Linked DNA regions of Homo sapiens: region 2 is linked to region 1. Evidence: chromatin contacts called from ENCODE Hi-C or POLR2A ChIA-PET data. All regions are on one chromosome and are shown on one strand. Each heading gives the region's core, a stretch centred on a gene start or an enhancer-like site at or near the end of the contact. The rest is flanking DNA. Distances are from core to core; before and after follow the strand shown.

Region 1 (5,335 bases), core at 2,733-5,232:
GCTGGCCGGGCGGGGGGCTGACCCCCCCACCTCCCTCCCGGATGGCGGCTGGCCGGGCAGAGGGGCTCCTCACTTCCCAGTAGGGGCGGCCGGGCAGAGGCGCCCCTCACCTCCCGGACGGGGCGGCTGGCCGGGCGGGGGGGCTGATCCCCCCCCACCTCCCTCCCGGACGGGGCGGCTGGCCGGGCGGGGGGCCGACCCCCCCACCTCCCTCCCGGACGGGGCGGCTGGCCGGGCGGGGGGCCGACCCCCCCACCTCCCTCCCGGACGGGGTGGCTGGCCGGGCTGAGGGGCTCCTCACTTCCCAGTAGGGGTGGCTGGGCAGAGGCGCCCCTCACCTCCCGGACGGGGGGGCTGGCCGGGCGGGGGGCTGACCCCCCCACCTCCCTCCCGGACGGCACGGCTGGCCAGGCGGGGGGCTGACCCCCCCACCTCCCTCCCGGACGGCACGGCTGGCCGGGCGGGGGGGCTGACCGCCCACCTCCCTCCCGGATGGGGCGGCTGGCCGGGCGGGGGGCTGACCCCCCCCCACCTCCCTCCCGGACGGGGTGGCTGCCGGGCGGAGACGCTCCTCACTTCCCAGATGGGGTGGCTGCCGGGCAGAGAGGCTCCTCACTTCTCAGACGGGGCAGCTGCCGGGCGGAGGGGCTCCTCACTTCTCAGACGGGGTGGTTGCCAGGCAGAGGGTCTCCTCACTTCTCAGACGGGGTGGCCGGGCAGAGACGCTCCTCACCTCCCAGACGGGGTCTCGGCCGGGCAGAGGCGCTCCTCACATCCCAGATGGGGCGGCGGGGCAGAGGCGCTCCCCACATCTCAGACGATGGGCGGCCGGGCAGAGACGCTCCTCACTTCCTAGATGTGATGGCGGCTGGGAAGAGGCGCTCCTCACTTCCTAGATGGGATGGCGGCCGGGCGGAGACGCTCCTCACTTTCCAGACTGGGCAGCCAGGCAGAGGGGCTCCTCACATCCCAGACGATGGGCGGCCAGGCAGAGACACTCCTCACTTCCCAGACGGGGTGGCGGCCGGGCAGAGGCTGCAATCTCGGCACTTTGGGAGGCCAAGGCAGGCGGCTGCTCCTTGCCCTCGGGCCCCGCGGGGCCCGTCCGCTCCTCCAGCCGCTGCCTCCCGGGCGGCCGTTAATTACAATTTTAAGAGCAGATTTCTGAGCCATATTTCTGACTGTGCCAAATAAATGAAATTCCTTTTGAATGTAATGCTGTCCTCTAGCAGCAGTGGGTAGGAAGGATAGGGAAATGGTACCTGGAGATGATAGTACTGTGCTCTTATTATTATTAGATTGTTATGAGATTCGGTTTTTAGACATTGAAACAGAGATGACACAGAGGTTGAAGATCCCAGCTGCCCAGGGTTTCCCCCACTGCTTTATAAAGATACTGCCTGGCTGGGCTCAGTGGCTCCCACCTGTAATCCCAGCACTTTGGGAGGCCGAGGCGGGCAGATCACCTGAGGTCAGGAGTTTGAGACCAGCCTGGGCAACATGGTGAAACCCTGTCTCTACTAAAAATACAAAAATTAGCTGGGTGTGGTGGCGTGTGCCTGTATTTCCAGCTACTCTGGAGGCTGAGACAGGAGAATTACTTGTACCGGGGAGGCGAAGGTTGCAGTGAGCCAATATTGTGCCACTGCACTCCAGCCTGGGTGACCGAGGGAGATTCTGTCTCCAAAAAAATAAAAAAATAAAAAGATGCCTCCTGGTGAGCTGGGAATTCTGCAGTGTCTGAGTTAAGAGTAGCGGTATGGCCGGGCACGGTGGCTCACGCTGTAATCCCAGCACTTTGGGAGGCTGAGGCGAGCAGATCACGAGGTCAGGAGTTCGAAACCAGCCTGTCCAGCATGGCAAAACCCTGTCTCTACTAAATATACAAAAATTAGCCAGGCGTGGTGGCATGCTCCTGTAATCCCAGCTACTCAGGAGGCTGAGGCAGGAGAATCACTTGAACCCTGGAGGTGGAGGTTGCAGTGAGCCGAGATCGCACCACTGCACTCCTGCCTGGGCGACAGAGCGAGACTCCATCTCAAAAAAAAAAAAAAAAAAACAGTAGAGGTTTGTCTGCAGCCCCAGATGGTGGCCTCCCTGGGGTCCCATCATGTTGGAGCCCAAGTCCAGTCCCCATTTTGCCCCCTGTGACAGACTTTGAAACAATTTGATGTGTTACATAAATACTCTATATTTTTAAATCTCGAATTATTGCAAGTCTATGCAAATTTTCAATTTCAAATAAATTTTTCTGTTACCTGAATGTTTTACATATGCATTATGTTTATGTTAGTTTTCTAGAAGTCAGCAGAGTTCTCTGAGTTATAATGAGATGATAAATATAAACGGTGTTTTATTAGCTATAAATGCGTATCACTTAAATGCTGTCTGGTAAGCCAATCCAGGATAAACTTGTTAACATCTTGGGTACAGTTGTCAGGATTTATCAGAGAATGCTATGAATATAATATCTAAATTTTGGCAAGGCATTTGGTGAAGTCTGTCATAAGTTCTTGTAGATAAAACTTCATGGACAGAATGATACAATTAAGAGGATTCATAAGTGGGGGATGACTCAAACCGAAGAGGGCTAGTTAATGAATTAGTGAGAGCCTGGAAGAGCGTTTGAGGCAAGGGCCAGCAGGGAGCCTGCTCACCAAAGGCCTCCACCCTCCAGCTTGCCCACATTTTTAGTAATTATTTGATTTTGGGCATTTAGGCATTCCTGTGAAATTGAAGTTTGCCAACTACTTTGTATGCGTTTTTGAGATAGGGTCTCACTTTGTCGCCCAGGCTGGAATGCAGTGTCAGCATCCTGGCTCACTGCATCCTCAACCTCCTGGGCTCAAGTGATCCCCCACCCAGCTGACTTTTTATTTTTTGTAGAAATAGATTTTCACAGTGTTGTCCAGGCTGGTCTCAAACTCCTGGGCTCAAGCAGTCCTCCCACCTTGGGCTCCCAAAATGTTGGGATTACAGGCATGAGCCACCACGCCCAGCTGGTTTACCCAATTTCTATTAGATGATGAACATGTGTGAAGAACTGGGTGCTGGGAGGTACCCGAGACTCCTACCCTAGTCCGCACCCTCATTCCCTAGTCCTGCCAGTTTTATCCCTTCAGTGTTTTTTTTTCTTTCTTTTTTGCCTTTTTAAATGATCACCTTGGCTTCAGACCTTCAGCGTTTCTTAAACCCACCTTCTCCTGATTCCTTCTGAACTTAAGGCCCTCGTCATTTATTTCTCTCCTGGACTACGGTGCAGTAGTGTTGTAACTGGTCTCCCTGCCTCTAATATTGCCTCCTCAACGATAAGAGCACTTCAGTGAAAATGGGCCCCTGACCTTACTGCTTAAAATAACCCCCCAGTGGCATTCCGTTGCATACAGAACTAGCTGCTTCACATTGTCTAGGAGGCTTTCTGTACTCTAGCCACATTTCTTCCCTAGCCTCATCTCCTGCCCTTTCCCACCTCAAATTTTATGCTCCAGTGTTATGGGATGGCCTGTAGTTCCCCACATGGTCCGTTCTGTTTCATGCCTTTGTTGAGCCTTTGCTCAGCTGGTTCCCCTGCCTTTGGTGGTGCTAACACATTGTCACCTGTCTTCCTCTTTGAGGCCTAGGTTATCATTTGTACCACTATATTGGAATTATGTGTTCATGCATTTCTCTTTCTCAAACTAGACTGACTATAAACTCCTTAAGGGCAGTGATCTTATTTAGCTCCTAGCACATAGTAAGCAGGCAATAAGTTTTTGGTTTTTTTATTTTTTTAATCAGAACTGAGAATATGAAAAGATCTCGGCAAATGAAAGGTAGACCATAAAACTTAACAGGAGGATAAAATTTAACAGGGATATACTTGGGCTTAAAATAAACAAAGAAAACACATCTTGGCTTAAGTACTGAGTACAAAGTGGGAGAAAGATGACTCACCACCATCAGTAGACCACGTCAAAAAAGAAGGGCTGTGGTTTCAGTTGACTTTGTGCTCCATATGAGTCAACAGTGTGATGCAACTCCAGTTCAGAACAGAGAAAGTAATAGTCCTGCGGGTCAAACCATGCAGGAGATTTGTGATCCAGCCTATTGGCCATCCTTTAAGAGAGGGTGAGGCATGTCCACAGGAAAGCAGCTAGAATAATGAGAGACAGTGACCCCATCATTTGAGGAAGGAAGTAGGAATGTTTCATCTGGAGAAGACAGAGGGGACACAAGAATTGTAATCAAATGTCTAAAGAGCTGTCATTGGGAGCCTCAAAATGTAGCATTAGGCCAGTGAGTAGAAACACAAAAAGAACTTTTTGACAATTAGATCTACTAACAATGGAATAAGCTGTCTCATGAGCTCCAGGGTACTGTAGGGTTCAACCAAGAGCTTCTGGGAAAGGGTGTTACAGAGGGGAGCTTCACCCCTGAAGGAAGTTTATACTAGATGTCCTCTTCTCATGGTCAGCTTTGAGGCTCGGTGATAAGAGGTCACTGAGTTCGTATTTATTGAATGTTGAGGAGGGGTGCCAGGAACGCATTTTCTAATAGTAATGCCTTTGTGCCCCTGTTGGAAAAATTATACATTACCTAAATGGAAATTGTTGTGGACTAGAAGTCTGAACCTTAGAGGGCCACTCACTTATGACAGTGTTTGAAATCTGCTTATGGGAGACATCTGATGGCCTCACGCAGTGGATTCAGTCTTCATTCTTTCATGTCCTTTTGTGGAAATTTAAAGTGATTATCTCTTTCCCTTTTGCTTTTTTTGCTTCTTAGTTCTGGAGAGTCTTGGCTTCTGGGAGGAAGTCAGAGGGATTATCTCAGGATCAGAGCTGATAACGGGATTCCCTTGGGCCTTCAAGGTGCCAGGCCTGCCCCAGTACCTCCAGAGCCTCACCAGACTAGCCATTGCTGCAGTGTGGGCCGCGGCAGCCAAGAGTGGAGAGCGGGAGACGAATGTCCCCATCTCTTTCTCTCAGCTGTTAGAATCTGCCTTCCCTGAAGTGCGCTCACTAACACTGGAAGCCCTCTTGGAAAAGTTCTTAGCAGCAGCCTCTGGACTTGGAGAGAAGGGCGTGCCACCCTTGCTGTGCAACATGGGAGAGAAGTTCTTATTGTTGGCCATGAAGGAAAATCACCCAGAATGCTTCTGCAAGGTAAAGTCTCCAACGTACTGACTGGCCCTTTACACTCCCCACATTCTTTTGTGAGCCACTGGAATGGTAGGATCATGAAGGCAAGATTGGGTTTAGGCTCTCCAGGGGCAATAGGAAGTAGATTCGGCAGCCAGTGGATAAGGACTCTCTTTTTATGGTGGTTGGCATGGCGTCATACCTGGTAGGGCACC
Region 2 (5,658 bases), core at 2,946-5,445, 54 kb after region 1:
TGCTCCAGAACAGCCATGAAGCCCACATGAACAGCCCATGGGTGCCGTACCCTTTCCTGCTGAGCTCCAGAGATTGCCACAGGAAACAGGAGTGAGGTGCACACAAAACTGGGTATAATGGAAGCACCCGGAAGGGCTGGAGGCTGTGACAGCTCCAGGTTGTAAGCCCCCTGGAGAACCACGTCTTTTTCACAGATGGTATTTTCTGAGAGCAATATTTGTTTGAATCCATTCCTTATTTGCTACTGTGGTTTGAAGTGAACAAATGCAAGTATTTTTCTAGGGTTTGAGCTGAGTGTACTGTTAACTGGCTATAATTTATCAGTCCCTTTTTGGTGAAGTATGTCCCTATTGAATAAGAAGTGCACACTTTTTAACTCTTATGAATTGCTTATTTTCATTCATATTGGCTGTGTCCATTTTTAAAATCAGGGGAAAAATTTTATTTACCCAGTGTTTTGAGGTGGGCCCACATTTTTAAAATCATAGTTATTTTAACTTTAAAAATAAAGATTTTTTGGAATGTATTGTTGATTAAAAATAATAATAAAGATTTTGAAATTATCTTTTCTTTTAAATGAAAACAAAGGATTTGCTAGGGTATTTCTGGTTTCATAATAGGTCACCAGGAAACATGTTTACATCAGGCAGTCATAGGTTTTAGGCATGTAACACTTCTGTGGAGTTTGTATTCTTTGGGAACTGGACCTGCAGGTATTCTGGGGAACCCAGGCCATTTGTTCCATTTGAAAATAGCTAAAGCATGAAGAAAAGGCAAATTCTTAGAATTTTAAAGGGTTTTCTCTCAAGTAGTTTTAAAATTTCAAATGATGGTGTTGTATCCCTTCCCTTCAGACCTGGAATCACATTTTCCCCTCAAGACAGAAAGGGCTCTGCGGCAGGTTGTGCCTGGGAAGGGGCTGCTTCTCATTTGTGGCCACCTCTCTGCCCAGGAGCTGGTGAGGAAGGGTGAACTAGGGGATGCCTTTCAGAACAAAGGAGGTGAGGAGATGAGCCCCTCCACATCTGCCCCAAATAGAGACCGGCGTACTAGACTGAGCACTCACAGAGACGTTCACGAAGGGACTGTTTGCGGTTGTGTGAGATTGGAGGCAGGCCTACAGCAGGGCTTCTCATCGTTGGCACTGTGGACATTAATTGGGGTGGTAGGGCTATCGTGAACACTGTAGAATGTTGAGTAGCATCTCTAGCCCCTACCTACTAAATGCCAGTAGCACCACCAACTCTGACTCTGACAACCAAAAATGTCTCCAGACACGGGCAGATGTACCCTAGGAGCAGTGTGCCCTCTGGCTGAGAACCATGGGTGAAGGGAAGCAGTCATGATGTTGAGGCACCTACAGACAAGAACAGTAGGAAGCCCTTCCCACCCCTCTGGCTGAAAGGGAGACCCCAGGAATAGTGGAAGTCAGGGAGGAGGAGCTGCCCAGCAGGTGCCCTAGCCATGAGGGATGCAGCCACTGCTAGAATCTTCGCAACTTTCTGGGGAGGGTGCAAGAAAGAAATACCGCCAACTCCTCTCACTTCTACCCTCCAGTATACCAGTGCTCCCTTCACATTAGGAGAAGTCAGCTAGAAGCCCGGTGGCAAGGACACCTGGGTAAGGCAGTCTATTGAAATCAGCATCTTGGGGCACTGGGCAGGGTGGAGGAGGGGCACAGAATGGAAAACGGAAAATAATCATTCTGTTCATCCATCCATCCATCCATGTATTCAGTACTTATGAGCAGCTTAGCAAAGTGGTCAAGAATGTAGGTGCTGGGCCGGGCACAGTGGCTCACACCTGTAGTCCCGGCACTTTGGGAGGCCAAGGTAGGTGGATCACTTGAGCTCATGAGTTCAAGATCAGCCTGGGCAATATGGTGAAACCCTGTCTCTACCAAAAATACAAAAATTAACCAAGCATGATGGTGTGCCTATAGTCTTAGCTACTTGGGAGGCTAAGATGGGAAGATGGCTTGACCTGGGAGATGGAGGTTGTAGTGAGCTGAGACCACACCACTGCACTCCAGCCTGGGTGGCAGAGCCAGACCTTGTCTGCACAGAAAAAAAAAAGAAAAAAGAATATAGGTGCTGGAGTGCTGGAGTCAGATAAGCCTGGATTTGTATCTGGCCCTACCACTTGCAACCTGTATCCTGTATGATCTTGAACAAGTTGTTTATCTAAATGTCAGTCACCTTGAGTATAAAATGGCAACAATAATTCTATCTACCTAGACCTTATTCTTGCAATCTTGGATTTTTCCCCAATGGGAAAATGCAAGTCACAAGTAAATTGCATAGTATAAGACCACAGTCAAGTGCTAAGCGGGTGGTATCTGGGCAGTACCCAGTGTTGGTTTTATAGACAGTCCTGGGAAAGGAAAGACACAGGGTTCAGCCATGAAGTGCCCCCCTCAGCATCTGTGAACACCTTGAGCACTGTGCAGATACAGTGGAGAAAAAGTCCCCAGTGGGCTGAGAAACACCACAGGATCTGCGTTGCGTCCTGAGGGACAGGCCGGCAGGCTAAGTGAAAAGGAGGAAGAAGGGACCCCAGAGCAGGGAATGGTGAGTGAATCAAAGCCAAGAGAGTTGGAGGGAGGGGGAAGGCCCAGATAGCAGTGTGGGGAGACCACTGAGATGAGGTTTGGTTGAGGGACTCAGTGTTCTCTCCTGTAAAAGTAAGGGGAGGGCCTGGGGCCAGCTGCCTTCTTCAGTACCATTTCACAGGGGTCACCAACTCACATGTCCACAGAGACCACTCAAGTGAGCACGCACGTGAAAGGCGCGCGATGGGAGGCAGTAGGGCGGTCCCAGGCTGGAAGCATCCGCCTTCTGTAGGCGTGGCCACCGCTCTGCTCCAGCAGCTGCTGCCGTCTTCTAATGCAGGCCTAGAGACACCACAGTCTGATTTTCCTAATTTTCAAAAGATGCTAGAAATTTGGATCTTTATGAGAATTGCCCTGATTTTTTTTTAAATCCATGTGAGCTGTACTAAATAGTCCCTTTGCACCCCTGTCCAGACACTGCTGGTAAGTCCAGACAGGGGTGCAAAGGGACTGTTTAGTACAGTTTAGCTGACACAACTCAGCTTAGAACCCAAGTTGTGTGTGTTTGGATTCTGCCTCCGCATATACTTTCTTTTAAATAGTAGGCTCTAAGACTTAAAACAAAAAGGATGCCAGGCAAAGTGGCTCACACCAGTAATCCTAGCACCTTGGGAGGCCTAGGTGTGTGGATCACTTGAGCCCAGGAGTTTAAGACCAACCTGGGCCACGTGGCAAAACCCGTCTCTACAAAAAATACAAAAATTAGGGGGGACATGGTAGTTTGTGCCTGTAGTCTCAGCCACCAGGGAGGCTGAGGTGGGAGGACCACTTGAGCCTGGGAGGTCGCTGCAGTGAGCTGTGATTGTGCCACTTTGCCCTAGCCTGGGCGACAGAGTGAGACCCTGTCTCAAAAAAATAAACATAAAAAAAAGGAAGAGGGGTCCACCTGGGCCCGGTGAAGTCTGAATTCCCCCCAGACTTAATATCATGGCCAGGTAGGGATTTGGGGGAAGGGATGGCTGTGGACAAGGGCACAGACAGGGACGAGGGCAGAGAGAGGGTGGGCCATAGTCCTGGTGCTGCACCCGGCCCTGGCACTTGGCCCAGTGCATGCTGGGACTAGGGCTGCCCTTGAGAGCTCTGGCCAGCACATTTGGTTCTTCTTTGATGAAATTTTTTAAATTTTCAGATAAAGGACAGAGACTGTTAACCACAAACACCTATGTTCCCCGACCCAGACTTCCTACTGGGTTCTTTGCAGCTGGGGAGATGATCCCCTTCCATTCCTTAGGACACTGACCTTCCTCTGGGCCATTTGTCTCCAGTAGGGGTCAGCTGGGAGCTTTTAATTGGTGGTAAAGGTTGAAATGATGGCATTTGATAGCATGGCCATGAATGTACTCACAGAGTGCCCCACCTGGAATCCCAGCTCTGAGCCTGGGCTCTGATGGCCCTGGTGGGTGGAGAGCCCTGGCTAGTCTCGGAGTAGAGGGTAAGGGGAGGTAGGGGACTGAGAGGCTTCTGGCAGCCCCAGGAAATGTTGACTGGCAGAGTCAGCTGAACCGAGCTTGTTTTTCATGACTAATTTAAAGTTCAGGCTCTTCCCCTGCTAAGGGGAAGTGAAGACGACCATGGAGAAGACTAGAAATAATGAGGTTATCTGGAAACGGCCTCATGAAACCTGAATGTATTTTTGCTCAGAAAAAAAGAAAGTGCAGTAACACTCACTCCGTCAGACGCTGCCTTTGCTGCCCAGGCCACCCCAGCCTGCCTGGCCTCGCCTCCAGTCCTCCCTTTAGTGGGCAGCTTGTCTCCCTGCGGCCCAAGCTTGGGCTCCTCACTGCCTCTCGGTTGTGTGTGTCCTCTCACCCACCCTGCTTAGCCTGTCTGTGAAGCCACCTCCTCCTTCCACATTTGTTTTTCCTTTCTGTCTTTTGATTACCCCTACTCATGATATAATTTGTCTGTGTCACACACCGTCTTCGACTGTTTCGTCACACTTCGTGTGGGTCAGCTTGCCTCTGGCAACTCTTCTCTCTCTTAGAGTGGTTTTCTGGGTGGTTTTCCTCATGTTTCACACAGCGTCCTCCACACACAGGTGATCAATAAATACTTGTGGGTAGATAAAATATCAGATTGATGGGTGAATGGGTGAGTGGGTGGATGGGTGGTGAGTTGGTTGGATGGCAGGGCCACCCAACACCTTGGCCAGTCCCCTAAAGCTGAGGGATTTTTCAGATGCCTGAAGGAGGATTCTCCAGAGCTAGGGGCAGGGAGAATTCAACCCATTGCCATTTGCACAGCATTTACTATGCTGATTGCCCTCTCTTGAGAAGGACTAGAAGGCAGACTTGACCAATGGCCTTAGTCTAGAAGTCATCTCCCCCATAATACTTTAAAATCAGACCATGGGCTTTTTAATCCGTGGTCTGAAATAGTTTTCAAGGTTGGCACCTGGAAGACATCCACTTTGACATCTTTCTTTCATTCAGTAGTTGAAAGCAACCTCAAAGTCTGTGACTTACCTGTCTACCTGCCTAGAAATTAATAATCACTTCCCCTAGTGGGGGGAATCAGAGGCTGAGATTTGTAGTGGAGGCAACACACTGTGTGAGGCCTGGGTCTTCACCTCCAGCCCTGTTGGGGGGCGGGGGATGGGGGTGGAGGCGCTCATCGTGGAGGCAGAGAAGAAGCACCAGGGAGTATCAGCACATAACAGGGTTTCTGATAGCTAGGCATCTGCCTTGGATGGGGAGCCCTGATGTGGCTGGGGCAGTAGCAAGATGAAGGCTATACTGCAGCAGCCCTGAAGGCTCTGGTTTGCTTCCCTCCTCTGCAGTCCCAGTGAGTTATCCCTTCACAAGGATGGAAGGCACCAGATTAACCAATTCTAAATGCTGATCCATCACATTTCCAACATGATTCCAAATGACCACATGTTAATCCCACTTGTGTAGGCCTACCACAGACATGAATGTGTACCAGCTAACCCCACCCATTTGAAGCACTCCAGGAAGATTCTAGGGCATATTTCTTCTTGCCCTAGCAGTGTAGCCGGTGGGAGGAAGAGCCTCGGAGATCATTTATTCCCCACATTGACGTCTTC

What was found. Hi-C counts contacts between places; a loop is a spot of excess contacts on that map. ChIA-PET counts read pairs that join two places held with the same protein, here RNA polymerase II (POLR2A). Pooled maps may share reads with other maps.
Region 2: a map of CD14-positive monocyte shows a loop between it and region 1 (3-fold over the local background). The contact joins two enhancer-like sites. A Hi-C loop is called at or near these places in 7 of 168 maps with a recorded cell type or tissue (CD14-positive monocyte, HepG2, ascending aorta and 3 more) and 7 of 50 pooled maps. POLR2A ChIA-PET finds 5 or more read pairs at or near these places in 3 of 52 experiments (GM10248, H1 and RWPE1).

What each region holds. Positions count from the first base shown.
Region 1 is chr2:43,292,643-43,297,977 of GRCh38, reverse strand. It overlaps THADA (THADA armadillo repeat containing), which reads left to right. Exons shown (of 38, transcript NM_022065.5): 32 at 4,765-5,144. Among named protein-coding and RNA genes, the nearest start is that of LINC01126, 68 kb to the right of the region's middle. RefSeq lists enhancers at 345-846, 3,945-5,144 and a silencer at 4,374-4,668. Within about 2 kb of position 3,982, at least 14 of the 41 ENCODE cell types and tissues checked have a DNase peak (open chromatin) inside an H3K27ac peak, as active enhancers do; they include CD14-positive monocyte, where a contact is called at or near this core.
Region 2 is chr2:43,238,913-43,244,570 of GRCh38, reverse strand. All of the region lies in intron 36 of THADA (THADA armadillo repeat containing), which reads left to right. Among named protein-coding and RNA genes, the nearest start is that of LINC01126, 15 kb to the right of the region's middle. Within about 2 kb of position 4,195, at least 5 of the 41 ENCODE cell types and tissues checked have a DNase peak (open chromatin) inside an H3K27ac peak, as active enhancers do; they include CD14-positive monocyte, where a contact is called at or near this core.